Regions from separate parts of the Homo sapiens genome. Here region 1 is linked to region 2. A link is an interaction called in ENCODE POLR2A ChIA-PET data of the cell type or tissue named here. Cell type or tissue: CD4-positive, alpha-beta T cell. All regions are shown on one strand. Links, peaks and the distances in the headings refer to the core of each region. The heading gives the core; the rest is flanking DNA.

Evidence for each region. Peaks named below come from ENCODE experiments on the same cell type or tissue, not always from the same donor. Only the 100,000 strongest peaks of a DNase experiment are listed, where the experiment ranks them.
Region 1: POLR2A ChIA-PET joins it to region 2 with 7 read pairs; 10 of 35 experiments call an interaction of 5 or more read pairs at or near these places.

Annotation. Positions count from the first base shown.
Region 1 is chr19:35,231,547-35,242,626 of GRCh38, forward strand. It overlaps the pseudogene FAM187B2P. Among named protein-coding and RNA genes, the nearest start is that of FAM187B, 8.3 kb to the left of the region's middle. In CD4-positive, alpha-beta T cell, for the core only: a CTCF peak has its summit at 5,187 (motif pointing right); a DNase peak (open chromatin) is centred at 5,185.
Region 2 is chr19:35,158,107-35,168,971 of GRCh38, forward strand. It overlaps FXYD5 (FXYD domain containing ion transport regulator 5), which reads left to right. Exons shown (of 9, transcript NM_014164.6): 4 at 238-294; 5 at 2,603-2,695; 6 at 6,050-6,139; 7 at 8,036-8,065; 8 at 8,145-8,219. Among named protein-coding and RNA genes, the nearest start is that of FXYD5, 8.8 kb to the left of the region's middle. In CD4-positive, alpha-beta T cell, for the core only: no CTCF peak of the experiment used is centred there; no DNase peak of the experiment used is centred there; H3K27ac peaks cover 2,590 bases.

The sequences.
Region 1 (11,080 bases), core at 3,127-7,126, 70 kb after region 2:
GTGGGCTGGGTGCAGTGGCTTGTGCCTGTAATCTCAGCACTTGGGAGGCCAAGGAGGGCAGAATCACTTGAGGTCAGGGGTTCAAAACCAGCCTGGCCAACCCCTTCTCTACTAAAAATATAAGAATTAGCCGGGCATGGTTGCGGATGCCTGCAATCCCAGCTACTTGGGAGGCTGAGGCAGGAGAATCGCTTGAATTTGGGAGATGGAGGTTGCAGTAAGCTGAGATTGCGCCATTGCACTTCAGCCTGGGCAACAGAGGGAGACTCCATCTCAAAAATAAATAAACAAATAAAAGGAAAAAAAAAAAAGAAAACCAAAGACACTGTGGCATTGGGACAAGGATGGATAGATAAATTGTATCCAGGGTCCAATCAGGAGACAGAAACATCAGTGTCTACATTGTCATGAGCCCATGGGCCTGAGTAGCTCGGTCTCTAGATTCTACATTTGGCCTCCCCCTGAATATCAGAAGCCTGTGCAGACAAGAACTAGGTCATTGCTGTGTCCCTAACATCACCTGCCCAGGGCACACTCAGAGGAAACACCAGGGAATTCTTCCTGCATGCGCATCTCAGCAAGCCAGTGAGGAGACCTTTTCCTTAGCAGAACCAACATGAAGGCTTATGGGCTGGGAGACGGAGCCCGGTTTTCTGTTGGAAGGTAACCCATGAGCCCAGGTGAACACAGAAAACAAAGTCTGGGTGAGGGTCAAGGGCAGGGCTACGGCCCTGGTCCTGTCACCTGTAGATGGAGGCCAAGGGGCAGGTGAGCCACCTGTTGTTCATCCACTTGCCAGGCTGGTAAAAATCAAAGATGAGGTATGGCTAGTGAATTTCCTTGACGGGGTTGCAGGGTACGTGGCAGGCTTCCACCTGCAGTTCGGGCCGCATGCGGCTGAATTGCATCTTCTCATCTCTCAGATACAGCTGGCAGGGCATAGGTTTTTCCACGGGCTCCTCAATGTAGCAGTACCCCAGGCGTCTGCACTCACCCAGTTCCCCACAGCGGTTACAGTCCTGCCGGGGGTCCCAGTGGGTAAAGATGAGTACCTTGCCATCCAGGATCAGGGTCTCATTCTGCAGGGACTTTTGGTCCAGGCTCTTGTGCGTAACATGAAGGGTGGTGACAACCTGGAAGTCGATCTCGTATTGTACCATGAGGGTATCATCATTGCCCTGGCAGCGATAGAGGCCAGTCTGGGAGGGCTGAGGGTTGGTCAATTGAAGGCTACCCCCAGGCAGTTTCCTTATGTCAGGCATTGAATTAAGCAGAGAAGGATCTTCCCCAAGAATGGAAGAGAAGTACCAGAGTGCCATGGGATGGTCACACTTCAGGACAGCATCACTGCCTGAGAGTAGGGCTCGCTGGCAAAGGTCCTTGTAGGCACAGCTGATTAACATCTAGGCTCACAGAGTGGGGCAAGAAAGGCTAAGCAGCCACAGGGTGTCCAGCATAGTGGACCAAGGCTGTAGAAGGAGGCTAGGAACTCCCTGGCCATTGTGAAGTCACTCACAAAACTCGAGGATCAGCCTAGGCAATGGAATGAAACTTGATCCACTGTGCTTCCAGGAGTACAATTCAGTTCGTGTCATCAAATGGCTTGTCATAGGTTGTAGGGTCGAAGGTCAAATATCCACATGAGCTAGGCAGGAAACAAAATGGGTGAGCTTAAATCAGAACAAACGAACTACAAAGGCAAATTATTGGCCCTCCACATACCCAATATATAATGATGGAATGGGACAAAATGACTTTATGACCATCAGAAAGTGGAAGAAGAGGCAGGGCCCAGTGGCTCACACCTGTAATCCCAGCACACTTTGGGAGGCTGAGGCCGGTGGATCACCTGAGGCCAGGAGTTCAAGACCAGCCTGACCAACATGGTGAAACCCCGTCTAACCCCGTCTCTATTAAAAATACAAAAATTAGCCAGGTGTGGTGGTGCATGCCTGTATTCCCAGCTGCTTGAGAGGCTGAGGCAGGAGAATCTCTTGAACCCGGGAGGCAGAGGTTGCAGTGAGCTGAGATCCACCACTGCACTCCAGCCTGGACAACAGAGAAAGACTCTGTCTCAAAAAAAAAAAAAGAGAAAGAAGAAAGAAAGAGAGAGAGAGAAAAAGAAAAGAAAGAGAGAGAGAGAAAGGGAAGACACACAGAAATCACTGCTCTGTACCACTTCTGCAATCCAGTGGGAAAACATTACAAGGACCCCCTATCTTGTAGATGGGAAAGATTCCTTAACTAGCACCGAAGCAGCTCCTTGTTGTGTGTGGGGAGGGTAGGGGGATTCCCAAATCATTGTTCTCTGTGGGTCATGTCTCACTCTCCAGGGAAATATCTCCTTTTCTCATATTCTCCTTGGCTACATCTGAAGATGTGCCCTCCTTGAGACAACAGCAGTTTACTCAGCCTGCTTTCTATCTCCCACAGTTTGGGACCTACGGTTCTTATAAGCCTCTAGTCAACTAAATATGTAAACAAACAAACAAACAAACAAACAAAAACACACACATAGCCGTAGTTCTGTTCGAGATGTTCTCAGGCTGGGCTCGGTGGCTCACGCCTGTAATCTCAGCACTTTGGGAGGCCAAGGTGGGAGGATTGCTTGAAGCCAGGAGTTCGAGACCAGCCTGGGCAACATGGTGAAACCCTGTCTCTCCTAAAAATACAAAAATTAGCCAGGTGTGGTGGTGGGCTCCTGTAATCCCAGCTACATAGCAGGCTGAGGCAGGAGAATTGCTTGAACCTGGGAGATGGAGGTTGCAGTGAGCCAAGATCACACCACTGCACTCCAGCCTGGGCAACAGCACAAGACTCTGTCTAAAAAAAAAAAAAAAAAAGATGCTCTTATCCTCTCTCTCTTTCTGTCTCTTTCTCATTTCAGGTACCTTAAACTCTATCAGCCATCCTTGGCGAGCTATATCTCTTAACTCTCTTTCATGGAGACATTTGTCCACCTGAAAGCGTTTTCTGGTAGTATCTTAATTCATTCAGAGAATTTTTAAACAATGGGTAATAATTATTTACCTAGGCTTATACTTTTGATTTTATCCTTGTCAAAAGCTGAATTCTAATTGGACTTTATCTCTCAAAGCCCTTCTCAATTTTTAGCTAACTTTGGCCAACTTATACTGCTAACATCTTATATTCCAGCAGCTTCCTTGAAAGCTACAAGTCCATTAAATACATTATCTGCCTTCCAGAGTATCTCAGGCAACAGCCTCCATCCTTCTGGTTTCAAATAAGTGTCTTAGTCCCAAAGGTATCTAAGCCAATGCTGTCTTTTTATTTTTGATTACCTCAGCACCCTACTCCTGATACTATTTTGGTATCAATCTAGATAAGTTATTTGCTACTATAATAAACTTCCAGCCAGGTGTGGTGGCTCACGCCTGTAATCCCAGCACTTTGGGAGGCTAAGGAGGGCAGATCACCTGAGGTCAGGAGTTTGAGACCAACCTAGCCAACCCTGTCTCTACTAAAAATACAAAAAATGACAAAACCCTGTCTTTACTAAAAATACACAAATTAGCCAGGTGTGGTGGCATGCACCTGAAGTCCCAGCTACTTGGGAGGCTAAGGCAGGAAGATCACTTGAACCCGGGAGGTGGATGTTGCAGTGAGCTGAGATCATGCCACTGCACTCCAGCCTGGGTGACAGAGCAAGACTTCATCTAAAAAAAAAAAAAAAAAAATTCCCCCCAAATCTCAACCACATAAAACAACTAAGGTTTACTTTTTACTCATTGTGCATTGGTATTGGAATCACTCAGGAATCCAGGGTGATGGCGCAACTGCCATCTCAAACATTTTCAGTTTCTTCCAAGGAGAAAGAAAGAGCTCTCTGTAAGATTTTGGGTCTACATTAAATGCTTTGCCCTTAAGTAACACATGTCATGTCGCTTGCTCACAAACCATTGGCTAGAAACAGCTACATGGCACCACCAATCCACCAAGCCAACAAAAGAAATTGAACTCTAGCTGGGCGCCGTGCCTCACGCCTGTAATCCCAGCACTTTGGGAGGCTGAGGCGGCGGATCACGAGGTCAGGAGATCGAGACCATCCTGGCTAACACCGTGAAACCCCATCTCTATTAAAGATACAAAAAAATTCGCCGGGCGTGGCGGTGTGCACCTGTAGTCCCAGCTGCTGGGGAGGCTGAGGCAGCAGAATGGCGTGAACCTGGGAGGCGGAGCTTGCAGTGAGCCGAGATCGCGCCACTGCACTCCAGCCTGGGCGACAGAGCAAGACTCCATCTCAAAAAAAAAAAAAAAAAAATGGAACTCTACTATTTCCAGGAATCTTTTGGCAAATGGCAGTAATGATTTCCATGGCTAATGTCTATTACAAGGGATTTTTCCTCTGGTGTTCTCCTTTATATCACAGAGTTAAAACCATTTCCAAAATCCTCACATCAGCTCTCCCCTAAAGTTCTACTGGCCAGGATTGGGGCCCATGCCCAGGTCTAAACCAATCTCTGAAAATAAATGAAGCTTACATCGTTGGCTTAAACCAATTAGAATTTGTTGCCTAGGATTGGGTAAGGTCAGCTTTTTCTTAGCAGAAGCCACTGAAGACCCAGACAAAATCAGGGTTTTGTATGCAGGGGAGTTGTAGAAAAGAATGCTGATTTGGTGTAGCCAACCATGTCTTCCACAGCATTGACTGATGGGAAAATATTAGTTGTACCAGAATTGTGCCAGGCACTGTGTGAGCCACATGACCCCAGGCAAGTTGCTGAGACTTTCCTTTTTTTTTTTTTTTGAGACAGAGTCTCACTCTCTAGCCCCCAGGCTGGAGTGCGGTGGTGCAATCTTGGTTCACTACAGCCTTTGCCTCCCAGGTTCAAGCAATTCTCTTCCCTCAGCCTCCCAAGTAGGTGGGATTACAGGCATGTACCACCATGCCCAGCTGATTTTTGTATTTTTAGTAGAGACGGGGTTTCACCATGTTGACCAGGCTGGTCTTGAACTCCTGACCTCAAGTGATCTGCCCGCCTCGGCCTCCCAAAGTGCTGGGAATACAGATGTGAGCCACAGCACCCGGCCAGAACTACTGGAGACTGGTAAATTTATAAGGAAAAGAAGATTAATTGACTCACAGTTCTGCATGGCTGGGGAGGCCTCAGGAAACTTCCAATCATGGTGCAAGGCGAAAGGGAAGCAGGCACCTTCACAAGGTGGCAGCAAAGAGACAGCAATTAGGGAACTGCCAGCTACTTTTAAAGCATCAGATCTCATGAGAACTCCCTCACTGCACGGGAGAAACCACTCCCATAATCCAATTACCTTCCACTGGGTCCCTCCCTTGACCTGTGGGGATTACAATTCAAGATGAGACTTGGGCGGGGACACAAAACCAAACCATATCACTCATCCACCTTGCACCAGACACCAAGGATCCAGGCTAAGTCCCTGACCTCTTGGAGCTTACATCCTAGTGGGGATGTATTAGTCAGGATAGGTTAAGTTATGCTATGTAACAAAGGATTCTAAAATCTTAGTGGCTTAATAAAATTTTTTTTCATGCGACATGTCCAAATTTGGCTGGGGAGAGCTATACTCCACAAAGTCCCTTCAGATACTGTGGCTAACAGAGGTGGTACCATCTGCAACATCATTAGTTGCTATGGCAGGATAAGGGAGTATAGCAAATCATGAACTGGCAATTGAATGCTTTGGTCAGTGATATGGTTTGGCTGTGTCCCCACCCAAACCTCATCTCATATTGTAGCTCTCATAATCCCCACGTGTCATGGGAAGGACCCGATGGGAGGTAATTGAATCATGAGAGCAGGTTTTTCCCATGCTATTCTCATGATAGTGAATAAGTCTCACAAGATCTGATGGTTTTTTTCTTTCTTTCTTTCTTTCTTTTTTTTTTTTTTTTTTTTTTGAGGGAGAGTCTCACTCTGCTGCTGCCCAGGCTGAAGTGCAGTGGCACGATCTCAGCTGACAGCAACCTCTGCCTCCCTGGTTCAAGCGATTCTTGTGCCTCAGCCTCCTGAGTAGCTGGAATTACAGATGTGCACCACCATGCCCAGCTAATTTTCATATTTTTAGTAGAGAGGGGGTTTCACCATGTTGGCCAGGCTGGTCTTGAGCTCCTGACCTCAAATGATCCACCTGCCTCGGCCTCCCAAAGTGCTGGGATTACAGGCATGAGCCACCATGCCTGGTGAGATCTGATGGTTTTATAAAGGGCAGTTCCCCTACACACAGTTGCTTGCCTGCCGCCATGTAAGACACGCCTTTGCTCCTCCTTTGCCTTCTGCCATGATTATGAGGCCTCCCCAGCCATGTGCAGCTCTGAGTCCATTAAACATCTTTTTCTTTAGAAATTACCCAGTCTCAGATATTTCTTCATAGTAGCAAGCAAATAGACTAATACACAGATGGTAAACAAATAAATGACTAATAAAACATCAGGTCATGGTAAATGCTTTGAAGAAAAAAAGAAGGCGCAAAGAGAGATTGGGGATGGAGACTATTAGGGGATGAATTATGACCCCACAAGTTCATATGTTGAAACACTGACCCCCAATACCTCAGAATATGACTGTATTGGGAAACAGGGCTTTTAAAGAGGTAATTAAGTTAAAATAGGGTTGTTAGAGTGGGTTCTAATCCAATATGACTAGTGCCCTTAAAAGATGAGGGAATTAGAACCCAGGCAGAGGGATGACCATGTGAGGACATAGTGAAAAGGGAACCATCTGCACACCAAGAAGAAAGGCCTCAGAATGAAACCAAACCTGCCAACACCTTGATTTTGGACTTCTAGCTTACAGAATTGCGAAGAAATAAATTTCTGTTGTTTAAACCACCCAGTCTCTGGTGTTTGTTATGGCAGCCCTAGCCAACTAATATAGAGACTATTTTATTTTTATTTATTCATTTGTTTTGAGACAGGGTCTCATTCTGTCACCCAGGCTGGAGTGCAGTGGTGTAATCATAGCTCACTGCAGCCTGAAACTCCTGGGTTCAAGTGATTCTCCTGTCTCAGCCTCCTAAGTAGCTAGGACTACAGGGACGTGCCACCATGCCTAGCTAATTTTTAAAATTTTTGGTAGAGATGGTAGACTGGATAAAGAAAATGTATACACCATGTAGAGGCTTGTCTTAAACTTACAGCCTCAAACTATCCTCCTGTCTCAGCCTCCCAAAGTACTGGGATTACAGGTGTGGGACACCATGCCCAGCCTGTGGGGAGAGAGGTAGGTGAGAAGAGAAGGCTTCTCTGAAGAAGTGACATTTGAGCAGACCTATATAAGATGGTTATGAAGATTCACACAGCGGCTCATGCCTGTGATCCCAGCACTTTGGGAGGCTGAGGCAAGTGGAGCACCTGAGATCATGAGTTCAAGACCAGCCTGGCCAACATGGTGAAACCCCATCTCTACTAAAGATACAAAAATTATCCAGGTGTGGTGGTGCACGCCTATAATCCCAGCTACTCAGAAGGCTGAGACAGGAGAATTGCTTCAACCTGGGAGGTGGAGGTTGTAGTGAGCTGAGATTGTGCCACTGCATTCTAGCCTGGGTGACAGAGTGAGACTCTGTCTCAAAAAAAAAAAAAAAAAAAAAAAAAAATCCAGAGAAAGCAAGGTCTGAACTAAGCACACCGCACATGCAAAGGTCTTGAGGTGGGAACAGGTTTGCTATGTGAATACCCATCAGCCAAAGACAATCAGGCATGCACCTATGAACAAAGTTAGGTTTTTTGACTTGCTGCAGTGAGGGCAGATGTACACCATGGGGAATGGTGTGGTGTCTCAGGAAGGTGTCAGAGAAGACTAACAGAATTTGGGCTGTGTTGTATGATTGTGGGAAGGATTCAAAGAAGTGGGGATTTGCTTTGGGTTGGGTGCTATCAAAAAGTGTAACCAATTCTTTTTTTTCAAACTTTTGATTTTAAGTTCAGGGGTATGTGTGCAGGTTTCTTATAGAGGTAAATTTATATCATGGGGGTTTGTTGTACATATAATTTCATCACCCAGGTATTAAGCCTAGTACCCCTTAGCTATTTTTCCTGATCCTCTCCCTCCTCCCACACTCTACCCTCTGATAGGCTCCAGTGTGTGTTGTTCCCCTTTATGTATTTGTGTTCTCATCATTTAGATTCCACTTATAAGGGAGAACATGCGGTATTTAGTTTTCTCTTTCTGCATTAGTTTGCTAAGGATAATGACCTTCAGCTCCATTCTTGTTCCTGCAAAGGGCATGATTTCATTCTTTTTTATGGCTGCATAGTATTCCATAGTGTATATGTACCACATTTTTTTAATCCAGTCTACCATTGATGGACATTTAGGTTGATCCTATGTCTTTGCTATTGTGAATAGTGCTGCAATGAATATAAGTGTGCATGTGTCTTTATGATAGAACAATTTATATTTCTTTGGGTGTATACCCAGTAATGGGCTTGTTAGGTTGAATGGTAGTTCTGTTTTTAGGTCTTTGAGGAATTGCCACACTGTCTTACATGCTAATTAACACTCCCACCAACAGTGTGTAAGCATTCCTTTTTCTCTGCAACCTCGCCAGCATGTTGTTTTTTGACTTTTTAATAATAGCCATTCTGACTGATGTGAGATGGTATCTCATGGTGGTTTTGATTTGCGTTTCACTAATGATTAGTGATGTTGAGCTTTTTTATATGATTCTTGGCCAGATGTATATTTTCTTTTGAAAAGTGTTTGGTCATGTCCTTTGCCCACCACGAGTGTAACCAATTCTATCTTTTCTAGAAGGTGAGAAGAACGGAGCAAAGCTAAAACTGAAATTGGTAAAGAAACAGCAGCCATTCAGATCAGCTGAGAGAAGGGGATGCTTGATATTTTGTGGTTTGGACAGTGTTCCTGTTTTGTCTCTGTGCAGGCATAATTACAGAGCAGTCTTGTTTCTATCTAGATGCATCAGAGTCACAGACAGGCCTTTGTTGTTGTTGTTCTGTGAACATTGTTCACCTTCAACAGGAGAACATCATGACCTAACAGTGCATTCTAGACAAGCTGCTAGCAACACCAAGACCCAGTTGTTACTGTTAGGCCAGCTCCCAGCTGTTAGAGGCTGCTTTCTCTTTCTTACATAGATGAGGAACTTCAGTGAAGTCTCTTCCAGCAATGAAAGACTGATCAAATGGCTTTCACTCTGTGACCCTCCGTTTCCTTATTTTCAAAGGATTTTAATTGTACTGGCCACATAGTGCTCTTGTGTGGATTTGATGAGATGTTATCTATAAAGTATCAGCCAGTATTATTATCTAGGGGTTAGCAATATGGACTCATCCTCCAAATATCAGAGTTCTGTGTTGGGACTCTGGATTACTACTTCTGATCATGGTTGTGCAGACACAGGGGGTGGGCCATGATTGGCTTAATCCCCACCAGCTGAACTGGCTTCCAGAAGGTATAAAGGGATAGCCACTGGATTTTCTCCCCTTTTGTTCCCTTTGGAAGGTGGACATTTAGGGATTAGGATATTCAAAAGCAACTGTGCATACAAGGGAATTTAGAAAGTCACTGCACAAGCTCAGGGAAAGATGCAAATTCAGAAAAGACCTAAGATGATCATAAGCTTTCATTTTAGGTTGATTCTAGCACAGATACATCTTATAACAATAAACAAACAAAAAAACCAGCAAACCCTGGGGAATGGGGAAAAGCTGATTTCCAGAGTTAGCACATTGTAAGATTCAAATGTCCATTTTCAACAAAAAAGTCACAAGACATACATACAAAGAAACAAGAGAGTATGGCCCATTCAAAGAAAAAATAAATAAACAATACCTGAGGAAGCCCAGGTGGTAGACTTACTAGACAAAGACATAAATAACTGTCTCAAAGATGCTCAAACAGCTAAAGGAGACATAGACGAAGACAGAAAAATGATGTATGAACAAAAGAAGAATATCAGCAAAAAGACAGAAAATGCAAAAAGGAACCAAAAGGAAAATTCTGGAGCTAAAAATACAATTAACTGAAATAAAAAATTCACTGAAGGGGCTCAAAAACAGATTTGAGCAGGCAGAAGAAAAATCAGCAAACTTGGTGACAGGAAAATTTATTGAGTCTGAGGGACAGGAAGAAAAAAGATTAAAGAAAGCTGAACAGAGCCTAAAGGATCTGTGGGACACCACAGAGGAGACCAACATACATATTATGGGAGGTCCAGAAGGAGAAGAGAGAGAAAAAGAGGAAGAAAGAATTGTAATTTTAAGAAATAAGATTGAAAACTTCCCAAATTTGATGATAGACATGAATCAACAAATCTAAAAACTCAATAAACTCCAAGTATGAAAAACCCAGAGATTCAAGCTGAGACACATTATAATCAAACTGTAAAAAGCCAAAGCCAAAGAAACAATCTTGAAAGCAGCAAGAGAGAAGCAACTTGTTACATTCAAGAAATCCTCAATAAGATTATTGGCAGATTTATCATTAGAAACCTTGGATGCCAAAGGCAGTGGGTTAATACACTTGACATGCCAAAAGAAGAAGAAGAAAAAAAAGACCTATCAACCAAGAATTCTATAGCTACCCAATCTATCCTCCAACAATGAGGAAGAAGTTCAGATATTCCTGGATAAACAAAAGCTGAGGGAGTTCATTACCACTAGTCCTTCCCTACTAGAAATGCTAAACGAAGTCCTTCAGGTTGAAATGAAAGAGTGCAGACAGTAATTTGAAGACATGAAGAAAAAAATTAAAATCTCTGCTAAAGGTAAATACATGAGCAATTATAAAAGCTACTGTTATCATAATTTGAGTTTATAATTTCACTTTTTATTGTCTACATGATATAAAATAAAATGGATGAAAACAATTATTAATCTTCATTATTGGGAAAACAATGTATATAGGTGTGATTTGTGACACTGACAACAGAAAAGGAATGACAGAGGCCAGGTATGGTGGCTCATGCCTGTAATCCCAGCACTTTGGGAGGCAGAGGCAGGTGGATCACTTGAGGTACCTGAGGTCAGGAGTTCAAGAGCAGCCTGGCCAACATGGCGAAATCTCATCTCTACTAAAAATAGAAAAATAAAATTAGCCGAGCATGGTGGCAGACACCT
Region 2 (10,865 bases), core at 6,727-10,726:
CAGCCAGCATCTCGAAGAAGGAGCTGTAGTGTGGCATCTGTGGGACGTAAGGTCCCAAAGAAGGGGACATATTGGTTACACATTTCGGCAGTTAGCAAATGGCTGGATTAATTAAGCCATTTCTATTACATTAAAGTTGAGTTGCTACGGGAATCTCTGGCATCTCCACCCATAGACCTTGCCCACTTCTTTTTCTCTCTCCTTTTCTCTCCGTGACTCCTTGTTTCTGGACTCCAGATGCAGTCTACACAGAACTCCAGCCCACCTCTCCAACCCCAACCTGGCCTGCTGATGGTGAGTAGTGCAGGGGCAGGCGGCGGGGACAGGACCAAGACAAACAAAGTTTCCCCTCTTCCTCTGACACTATAGGTCTTTGGTTGCCCATTTCAGTCCCTACTCCCAGCTCTGAATGCCCTGGTTTACTCTGGGTGGGGACAGCCAACTCCATTCAATTCTTTAGAAAAAGAAAACCAAAACGCTTTTGAAATTGTGAAATTAACATGCATATAGAAAAATACAAAACCCATAAATTTACAGTGTAATAACTTACTCTAAATTGAATCCCTATGTAACTACCAACCGGGTCAAGGAGCAGAACTTTGCAAACACCCCCAGAAAGTCTCTGTGTGCCAGTCCCATTTATTTCTTCCTTTCATCTCTTTTTTCTCTGATCCCTTTTTTGAATTTTTTGAACAATTTTTGGACGTTTTCTTGAAGTATAATTCAAAAAGTGCTCCCGGCCAGGCACAGTGGCTCATGCCTATAATCCCAGCACTTTGAGAGGCCAAGGTGGATGGATCACTTGAGCTCAGGAGTTCTAGACCAGCCTGGGCAACACAGTGAGACTCCATCTCTACAGAAAAATACAAAAATTAGCCGAGTGCGTTGGCGTGCTCCTGTAGTCCCAGCTACTCGAAAGGCTGAGGCAGGAGAATCACTTAAGCCCAGAGGCAGAGGTTGCAGTGAGCCAAGATCTTGCCACTGCACTCCAGCCTGGGCAACAGAGCGAAACCCTGTCTCAAAAAAAAAAAAAAGTGCTCCCTGATTTTTTCAATCGATGTTTAAAGACACAGTAGTACAAAAACACATTCTGCCTGGAAAGAATAAAATGATTGTAGGCAAAACTAAACCCCTTTGTCACCTCCCCTCCCCAATCCTCGTTCTCTCCCTCTGTCTCTGAGAGGTCCCCACTGTCAGCATTGGGGTAGGTCCCCAGTGATACCACATCCCATGTATATTACTTGGAGAAAATGCACTGACTGTGTGCTGTGTTTGTGTGAGCTTAAGGAGACCTTATGATTGTTCTGCAGCTTGCTTTGTTTCTTCGTGCAGTCGTATGTTTGGAAGTTCTTCTCACATCACTGCATAAAGACTTGTTTTGTTTTCTCTCCTGCCTGGTATTCCACAAGGCGCCTATATCACAGCTTATGGAGTCACACACTTCTTGATGAACATGTTGGCTGTTTCCAGCTTTTTCTGTCTACACACAGCACCACAATGAGCAACTTTGTCCCTTCCTCCTTGAGCAAACGCACTTGGAATATGTACTGACTATGTGCTGGTCATGGTTCTAAATATTTTGCGTATGTTAACTCATTCAACCTTCACGCAAACCCTAAGAGGCAGAAATTACCATTGTCCCCATTTTACAGACAAGGAAACAGAGGCTGTGAGTAACTGGTTCAAGGTCTCACAACAAGTCAGGGACGCAGCTGGAATCGAAGTCCAGGAATCTGGCACCAGAGCCTGTGCTTTTATCCAAGACAATACAGGGCAAAGGACATGCATGCTTAATGTTTTAAAATTTGCCCTCCTGCCGCCCAGGCACAGTGGCTCATGCCTGTCATCCCAGCACTTTTGGAGGCTGAGGCGGGTGGATCGCTTGAGCCCAGGAATTTGAGACCAGCCTGGACAACACAGCAAAACCTATTCTCTACAAAAAGTACAAAATGATTAGCTGGGCATGGTGGCATGTGCCTGTAGTCCCAGCTACCTGGGAGGCTAAGGCGGGAGAATCACTTGAGCCCAAGAGTTCAAGGCTACAGTGAGCTATGATTGCACCACTGCACTCCAGCTCAGGTGATAGAGTGAGACCCTGTCTCAAAAATAAATAAAAGTAAAAATAAAAGTTCCCCTCCCAAGTGACTGTACCCATTTCCTAACCCACCAGCAGTGTGCAGGAGTGTCCCCCTTCCCAACCCTACAGTGACACTTGGTATACTGACATTTTCAGGTTTTGCCAGCCTCTTAGGTTTTTTCTGAGATGGAGTTTTGCTCTTGTTGCCCAGGTCGCTGTGCAATGGTGCAATCTCGGCTCACCACAACCTCTGCCTCCCAGGTTCAAGCAATTCTCCCTCAGCCTCCCGAGTAGCTGAGATTAGAGGCATGAGCGACCACGCCCAGCTAATTTTGTATTTTTAGTAGAGACAGGGTTTCTCCATGTTGGTCAGGCTGGTCTCGAACTCCCGACCTAAGGTAATCTGCCCGCCTCGGCCTCCCAAAGTGCTGGGAATACAGACATAAGCCACCGCGCCCGGCCCCAATTCTCTTTCCCCAGTGACTCTTTCTTATCCTTCCCTCCTTGCTCTCCTGACCTGAATAGAAACACCACAACCCCAGACCCAGACCCAGCAACTGGAAGGAACGGATGGGCCTCTAGTGACAGATCCAGAGACACACAAGAGCACCAAAGCAGGTATAGCATGGGACTGAGAGCAGCAGCCTACGATTTTTGTTTAATTCTCTATCTAGGTCAACATTTCCCTCAGTACGTTTCTCAGTGCCCCTGTTTGGGGAATTGTTAATACATTTAAAAAAAATGTTTTTGGTTTGTGGTCAAAGTTATTTGGGGAACCCTGAGTTAAAGTTAACCATGTTTCTTTGTGGCAGGACTTCTGAGAGTCTTCATTAAGCTAATTTTCAGCAAAGGATCCCCAAGGGGCAGCGTGCAGTATGCAGTGTTTCCCTAACTGATAGACTTTGGAACTTTCTTTCTGTCAGTTCCCCTCGGAGGGCTGGGGCTATAGAATGTGCCTGTGGATATTTCTTTTTTGTACATCTCCTTAATGTTAGAGCAGGAGCTTTTCAGTTGCAAAATATAGAAAATTCACCTTAAACACACACACACACACACACACACACAAAAGAATGATTGGCTATATAAGTTCTGGAAAGTCCAGAAGTAGCCAACTTCAGGCATAGCTGGATCAAGGCGAGTAAGCACTGTCATGAGTGCTTTGTTCCCTCTCTTGGTTCTGTTGTCTTCATTCTCTACTAACTTCTCCCCTCTTGATGGCAGAGATGGTCCCATAGTTCTAACTTTAGGTCACATACGTGGTGGCTAGAGAACAAAATCTTTCCCATTATTTCTAGCCTGAGGCCTAGAATTGACTCTCATTGGTTCAGCTGGAGTCACATGCTCATGTCTGAACCAATGAGAGCCTGAGAAATGAGCTGCTCTCATTGGTCAGGCCTGAGTCTTGTGCCCCACCCTGGGGCTAGAGAAGAGGCTCAGCCAGCCATGCCTGAACCACATAGACCAAGAGTCAGGGAAGAGGGGATTTTCCTTTGGACAAGTGAGTTAGTATTACCAGAAGGTGTGGGAAAGGAGACTGAGCTGAGATAAGGCAACAGATCGCCTCTAATGCCTGCGTGATGATCCTTATTTGAGGGGCAGCCCCACACTGGAAAGTGTTGTAGAGTAGGCCACTCCCAGAGAGACATGTACAGTTGTGCAGACTGGGTACTGAACGAGAGCACCACCTCTCGGGCAATGCCATTCCCTTTGTCGGTCTTTATAATTGTTCCAGTTTTCTAGTGATAGCAGCAAAGCATCTCATTCTTACAGAATCTATCTATTAAAACAATCCTACAATGGATGGAAATAAAGTGCTTTACAGAAGGGAACTTTTCTAGTTTGTACAAAAGTGCACCTGTAGGGGTGGGGGATAGCAGCTGTGTCCACACTTATCAATGATAAAGCATTCTCACATCACTGCATTAATTTACTGAGTCTTTGCTGACCTGAGTTGCTCTATGTATTGGTCCATGTTCCTGGATATATGTGACAGAAATTCATCAAGGACAAATGGCTGTCACTGCTGAGCCTCTGGGTTGCCTAGAGGCTGGGCATGAAAGCCCCCAGGGCCTCTCTTCCTCCTCTATCTTTGCTTCTCTTCCACCTAGGAAGGAAATGGCTCATGTTATTTGAGCCTCCTAGCTCAAAACTTCCAGACTTCACCTAGGGTTTTAATCTGCTCAGGTTACGATAACAAAATACCACAGACTGGATGGCTTAAACAATAGGAATTCATTTCTCCCGGTTCTGGAGATGGGAAGTCCAAGATCAAGGTGCCAGAAGGGTTGGTGTCTGTCGAGGGCTCCCCTTGGGTCACAGACAGCCATTCTCTTGCTCTGTCTTCACCATGTCCTCTCCATGTGTGGGTGGGCTTGTGAGCTTGAAAGCAAGCTCTCTGGTGTCTTCTTATAAGGGCACTAATCCCATCATGAGGGCCCCACCCTCATGATCCTATCTAACCCTAATTACCTCCCAAAGGCCCTCGCTCCAAAATACCATCACATGGAATTTGGTGGGGTGGATAGAATTCAGTCTATAGTACCTAGCTGTCACTCAATATCCCTACTTGGGATTTCAAAGGTCTCAGGGAAGGACCAGACTGAGGTCACAAGCTTCCTTTTGTAGCCTGGGTTATAACTGGGGAAGGGAGGGCAATGTCTTCCCACAAAGAAAGGGAGAGCTGTTCCAGAAGGAGGAAGAGTGCTGAGCAGACAGTAATAGCAATGGCTGACTTTTGCTGAGAGCTTGTTCATGCTGGGCACTGTGCTAAGCTTCTGTGTATTCAGTCATTTGATGCTTGTGATCATCCTGTGTGGTGGGAACTGTCATTACTCCCATTTTACAGGAAAAGGAACTGAGGCCCAGAGAGGTTACTCAGCTTGCCCTAGGCAATACAGCCAAGAGTGGCAGAACCGGAATTTGAGTCCAGACTGTCTCACCCCAGGGTGCATGAGCACCACACACCAGTATGGCTGTCCTTCGCATTCCTGTGGTCTCTGCCGTGGATCTGGCTTATACCTTCCTCTGGGCAATGCATTCCCTGAATATCTTGTAATCCTTGGTTGCCAGTTCCTATTTAGGGTGTGGGGCACTGAGATAATTCCAGGGAACTTGGGTTTCACGAGGGAGCTTCTCTGTCTGCTGGCTTCTTGTTGAGGCCTCCGATGTGGTGTGGGGGCACTTCTCAGTGCTTGGGGGAGGCCTTTTCTTTGGAGGTACTGATTTTTTTTTTTTTTTCAAGAGAAGAATCCTTTGGTATTTTCGGTCTGGGGGCAGAGGTGATATTCAGAATAGTTTTGTTGTTGTTGTTGTTTTTGAGACAGAGTGTTGCTCTGTTGCCCAGACTGGAGTGCAGTGGCGAAATCTTGGCTCACTGCAATCTCCACCTCCCGAGTTCAGGCAATTCTCCTGCCTCAGCCTCCCAAGTATCTGGGATTACAGGTGTGTGCCACCAGGCCCAGTTAATTTTTGTATTTTTAGTAGAGGCGGGGTTTCACCATGTTGGCCAGACTGGTCTTGAGCTCTTGGCTTCAGGTGATCTGCCCGCCTCAGTCTCCCAAAGTGCTGGGGTTTACAGACATGAGCCACTGCACCCAGCCAATATTCAGAATGTTTTACAAGTTTCTCCAGACTATGTAGCTGGGTCAGAGTCCTTGGCAGGTGTTGCCCTTTCGTTCCTTTATCTCCTGGATTATAGTGTGGGCCAGAAGGTCCTAGGAGAGGGGTCTGGAGTCCCTCGGGGATTGAGGCAGATCAGATAGTCGCAACCGGGGCTATGTGCTTATTTCAGCATTTCAATGCCTGTCATTACTTATTGCCTCTAGGTGTGGAGTAGGGGGGATGCCTGACCCTGCACACCAGCTGTGTAGATGTGGGAGAGGGGTTTCTTCCAGATGCAGACTCTCAGTAATATCCCTTGTTTCTGCCTCCATGGCTCACTCCTGCCCTCCACTGATCTGGCCACTCTCTCAGCTCATCCCACTGATGACACCACGACGCTCTCTGAGAGACCATCCCCAAGCACAGACGTCCAGACAGACCCCCAGACCCTCAAGCCATCTGGTTAGTAACTGCCTCCCCAGACTGGAAACAGGCTATTTTCTGTTCACTGTGTATTTCCAGCACCTGGAGTACAGCCCAGCACAGAATAGTTCTCAGTAAAGACGTGATGGGAAAGTAAATGACTTCAAGCCAGGCAGAGGGTGGGCACATGATAAATGTCTGAATAGATAAGTGAATGCATAAATTATTGCTGCATACAAACCACCTAAAAACTCAGTGGCTTAAAAGGATAACCATTTATTTAGCTCTCATTTCTGCAATTTGGAAATCTAGGGTGTGCTCAGCTGGCTGGTTCTTCTGGTTTCAGCTGGACTTACTCATGCGTCTGAGGTCAGTTGTGGGTCAGCAAGGACCTCTGTTTCTAGGGGCAATTTGATTCTTTCCCTGGTGATCTTATCCACCACTTCCTGCCCAGTCAGCCCCCCAGTGAATGAATGGAAATGATACGCCCATGGGTCACATAGAGAGCCCATTCATCCATTCATTCAACAAATAGTCACTGAGTACTTGTGTGCTAGGCTAGTTCTAGGGGACAGAGATAGAGTGGTGAACAAGCCAGAAAAAATCTCTGCCCTCATGGAACTACTATTCTAGTGGTAAGAGAAACACAACAAGAAATAATCATAATTATGTATCAGTTGATTTCAACTTGCTATCAAGAAAAGTAAAGTAGGGTTAGAGAGTGACTGGGGAGTACAGGTTGAGTATTCCTTATCCAAAATGCTTTGGACCAGGAGACTTTCAGATTTCAGATTTTAGAATATTTGCATTATACTTACCAGTTCAACTTTCCTGACCCAAAAATCTGAAGTCCAAAATGTTCCAGTGGGCATTTCCTTTCGGTGTCATGTCAGACTGTTACTGGAAAGGGGTTCCGATCCAGACCCCAAGAAAGGGCTGTTGGATCTTGCACAAAAAAAGAATTCAGAGAGTCCATAGAGTTTATTTAGAAAGTAAAGGAATAAAGAATGGCTACTCTATAGGCAGAGCAGCCCCACAGGCTGCTGGTTGCCTGTTTTTATGGTTGTTTCTTCGTTATATGCTAAACAAGGGGTGGATTATTCATGAGTTTTCTGGGAAAGGGGTGGGCAATTCCCAGAACTGAGGATTCCTCCCCTTTTTATACTGTATAGGGTAACTTCCTGATGTTGCCATGGCATTTGAAACTGTCATGGTGCTGGTAGGAGTGCCTTTTAGCATGCTAATGTATTATAACTAATGTATAATGAGCTGTGAGGATGACCAGAGGTCACTGTCATTGCCATCTTGGTTTTGGTGGGTTTTAACTGGCTTCTTTACTGCAACCTGTTTTATCAGCAAGGCCTTTATGACCTGTATCTCGTGCCGACCTCCTATCTCATCCTGTGACTAACAATGTCTAACCTCTGGGGAATACAGCCCAGTAGGTCTCAGCCTTATTTTACCCTATTCGAGATGGAGTTGCTCTGGTTCAAACACCCCTGACATGACATCAAAAAGTGTCAGATTTGGGGACATTTTGGATTTTGGATTTGGGGATTAGGGATAGTCAACCTGTATTTCATATACAAAACCAGGGAGGGCCCCACTGGGAAGGGAGTGAAGGAGGGAGCCATGCGGATGTCTAGGGAAAGTGTGTTCCAGGCAGAGGAAACAGCCAGTGCAAAGGCCCTGAGGTGAGAAGGTGTCTGCATGTTCAACAGCAGGGAGGCCAGTAGGGCTGGAGTGCAGGGAGTGAGGGGGATAGGAAGGAAATGAGATTAGAGGAATAATGGGAGCCAGATTGTGTGCCATGGTGAAGATTTTGGGTTTTGTTCTAAGGGTACCCAGGTATCCCCCTTTCCTGACTTTGCCATTCACGTATTCACTTCACAAACCTTTGCTGAACCCTGACTTGCTCTTTGTCTGCCTCTCCAGGTTTTCATGAGGATGACCCCTTCTTCTATGGTAAGTTATCCACAGGAAGATGTGGGGGAAGGAAAGGTGAGGTCCGTCTGACTCTACCCCTTCATTTTTCTCTCTGCAGATGAACACACCCTCCGGAAACGGGGGCTGTTGGTCGCAGCTGTGCTGTTCATCACAGGCATCATCATCCTCACCAGTGAGAACTGGGGTTGGGTGGGAAGGACACCAAGACCAGGAGGGGGACTTATGACGGAGGGCTGGGTTCTCAAAGGTCCCTGGGCAATTTTGTTTTAAATGAGGTATCTATTAGCTGCATATACATACAAACCACCACAGAATTCAGTGGTTTAAAATAATGACCATTTATTGAGCTCTCAATACCACAGTTTGGAAACATAGGCTGGGCTCAGCTGGGTGATTCTTCTGGTCTCAACTGGATTTACTCTTGCATCTGAGTTCAGTTGTGGGTCAGCAGGAAACTTTGTTTCTGGGGTGCCTTGGCTCTTTGCCACATCATCTTATCCTTCACTAAGCTAGCCTGGGCTTGTTCGCATGGTGGTGGCAGGGATCTAAGATAGAGTGAATGCATGCAGGCTCAGAACTGGCCATTATCACTTCTGCCTCATTCCATAGGTCAAAGCAAGTCATGAGGCTGGGTTTCATTCAAGGAAATAGACTCCACCTCTTGATGGGAAGATAGGCAAAGTCACATGGCAAAGGACATGGATACTGACAGGGAGGGGTAGAGACTAAGGGCCATTTGGCGGTCAGCATACCACCCCAGCAGTCACAAGCCCACTGCACCCAGGCCTGGCAGGGAACAAGGGCTGAAAAAGGCTGTGTCAGGAGGAGATAACTGAGGATTAAATGCCTCATGGAACAACCCCACCCACTCAATCCAGCAAGAATAGAGGCTTGAAGCAGCCAGAGTAACTACTCTTTTAAGAGCTTAATGTTTCTGTAAAATCTTTTGGTACTCAAATGTTGACAGCTGTGTTGATCAGGGTCATGGCAGGTGGCAGAAGGACCTGCAAACGATTAACTGGAGAAAGTTTAATAGAGTGATATCTCTGGAGGTACAGGCAGGGCAATGAGATGGTGCAGTGCCCTAGGACTAGCAAGGATGGGGACCTGTTATCCCCCAGCCTGAGGGACAAGAGGAGGCACTGGCTTTGCAGGAGGCCTGGTGAGAGATGGAACTGGAGGTGGGGCTGCTGGCAGGAGCTGTGGCCTCAGAAAGAGGGTTCCAGCCACTGCCTCACTTGTGACCAAACCAGGAGGGAGCAGGGGTGGTGGGGATCAGATACCTAAACCTCCCTCTCCTCCCACCCCCCTGTCTCCTGCCAATGCTTAACCAGAGGGCAAGGGGCCCAGGGCCCCATGCAGGGAGAGGAAGTTGTGGGGAAAGGCAGAATAACAAGCAGAGAAACTAATTTTTTAAAAAGGTTTTTAAAATGTTGTGGGTGAAATAAAACACGAGCTATCAGTTAATCTGTATAACCAATGCCAAGTTTCATTACCTCTCTTGTCCAACTTCCTCATCAAGAAAATGAGCATAGCCACATCTTTTTTTGCCTTAAGGGGAGAGGCAGAATTCTAACAATCATAAGACATGATTCCTGATGTGTGCGTGATCCCCACTGAATCTGAGAGTCAAGCACTGTTGCCTCGGTCATACAACATGTATGTGTTGATCCTGACTTTGCACCAGGTCCTATTCTCACCCCAGTGGAGAAGTTAAGGCTCAGAGAGTTAAGGAGTTTGCCTAAGGTCACACAGCACAGAAGAGTCAGTAAATTCATTTGCTGGCGGGACACGGTGGCTCACTCCTGTAATCCCAGTACTTTGGGAGGCCAAGGTGGGAGGATGGCTTGAGCCCAGGGGTTCAAGACCAGCATGGGCAAAATAGCAAGACCCTATCTCTACACAAATAATTTTTTTTACTTAAAAAAAAAAAAGAATCAGTGAAGGATTGGACCCAGGTTTGTGTGAGAGCAGAGCCTGAACGTTAGCTCTGGGGCCATGTATTTTTCCAACAGCAAATATTTGTGGGCTCCTAGTCTGTGCCAAACCTGTGCTGGGTGATGCTGGGGGCATGGTGGTGACAAGCAGCCCTGGTCCCTGTCCTCAGGAGCTCACATCTGGTCGAAGATGATAAGCAAATAAATGCATGAATGAGTGGATACAGAGAAAGATATTTGCCAAATAAAGCAGAGTGACAGGGAAGAGAGGGGTGGGGAGAGAAGCCCTCCCTGGAGTGGTGAAATTGGAACTGATCCCTGATGATGAGATGAATCACCAGGTAGAGAGAGCAGCAAGTGCCAAGCCCTGGAGGCAGGAATGAGCTGCGCCCATTGCTATAGCAGCAGAGGAGGCAAAGTAGCCAGGACAGGGTAGGTTGGGGGAGAGGAGAAGACGAGGCCAGAGAGCTGAGGGGCTGGAGGAGGCAAGGGTGGCAGGTGTTTTCTAAAGTACCCTTGGCTTCTAAGTTCCCCCTCCCTCACTCTGGAGCAGCCACAGATGAGTCTCTGGAACCCATCTGTGTCCTCGTACCTCAAGGCCTTTGCGCTGCTGTTCCCTCTGCCTGTAACACCCTTCCTCCAGGTGTCTCCCTTACGTCCTTCAGACCTTTGTTCAAATGTCACCTCCTTGGCAGGCCACAGTGGTTCACGTATGTAATCCCAGGACTTTGGGAGGCTGAGGCAGGTGGATCCCTTGAGGCCAGGAGTTCAAGACCAGCTTGGCCAACATGGTGAAACCCTGTCTTTACTAAAAATACAAAAATTAGCTGGGCTTGGTGGCACATGCCTGTCATCCCAGCTACTCGGGAGGCTGAGGCGGG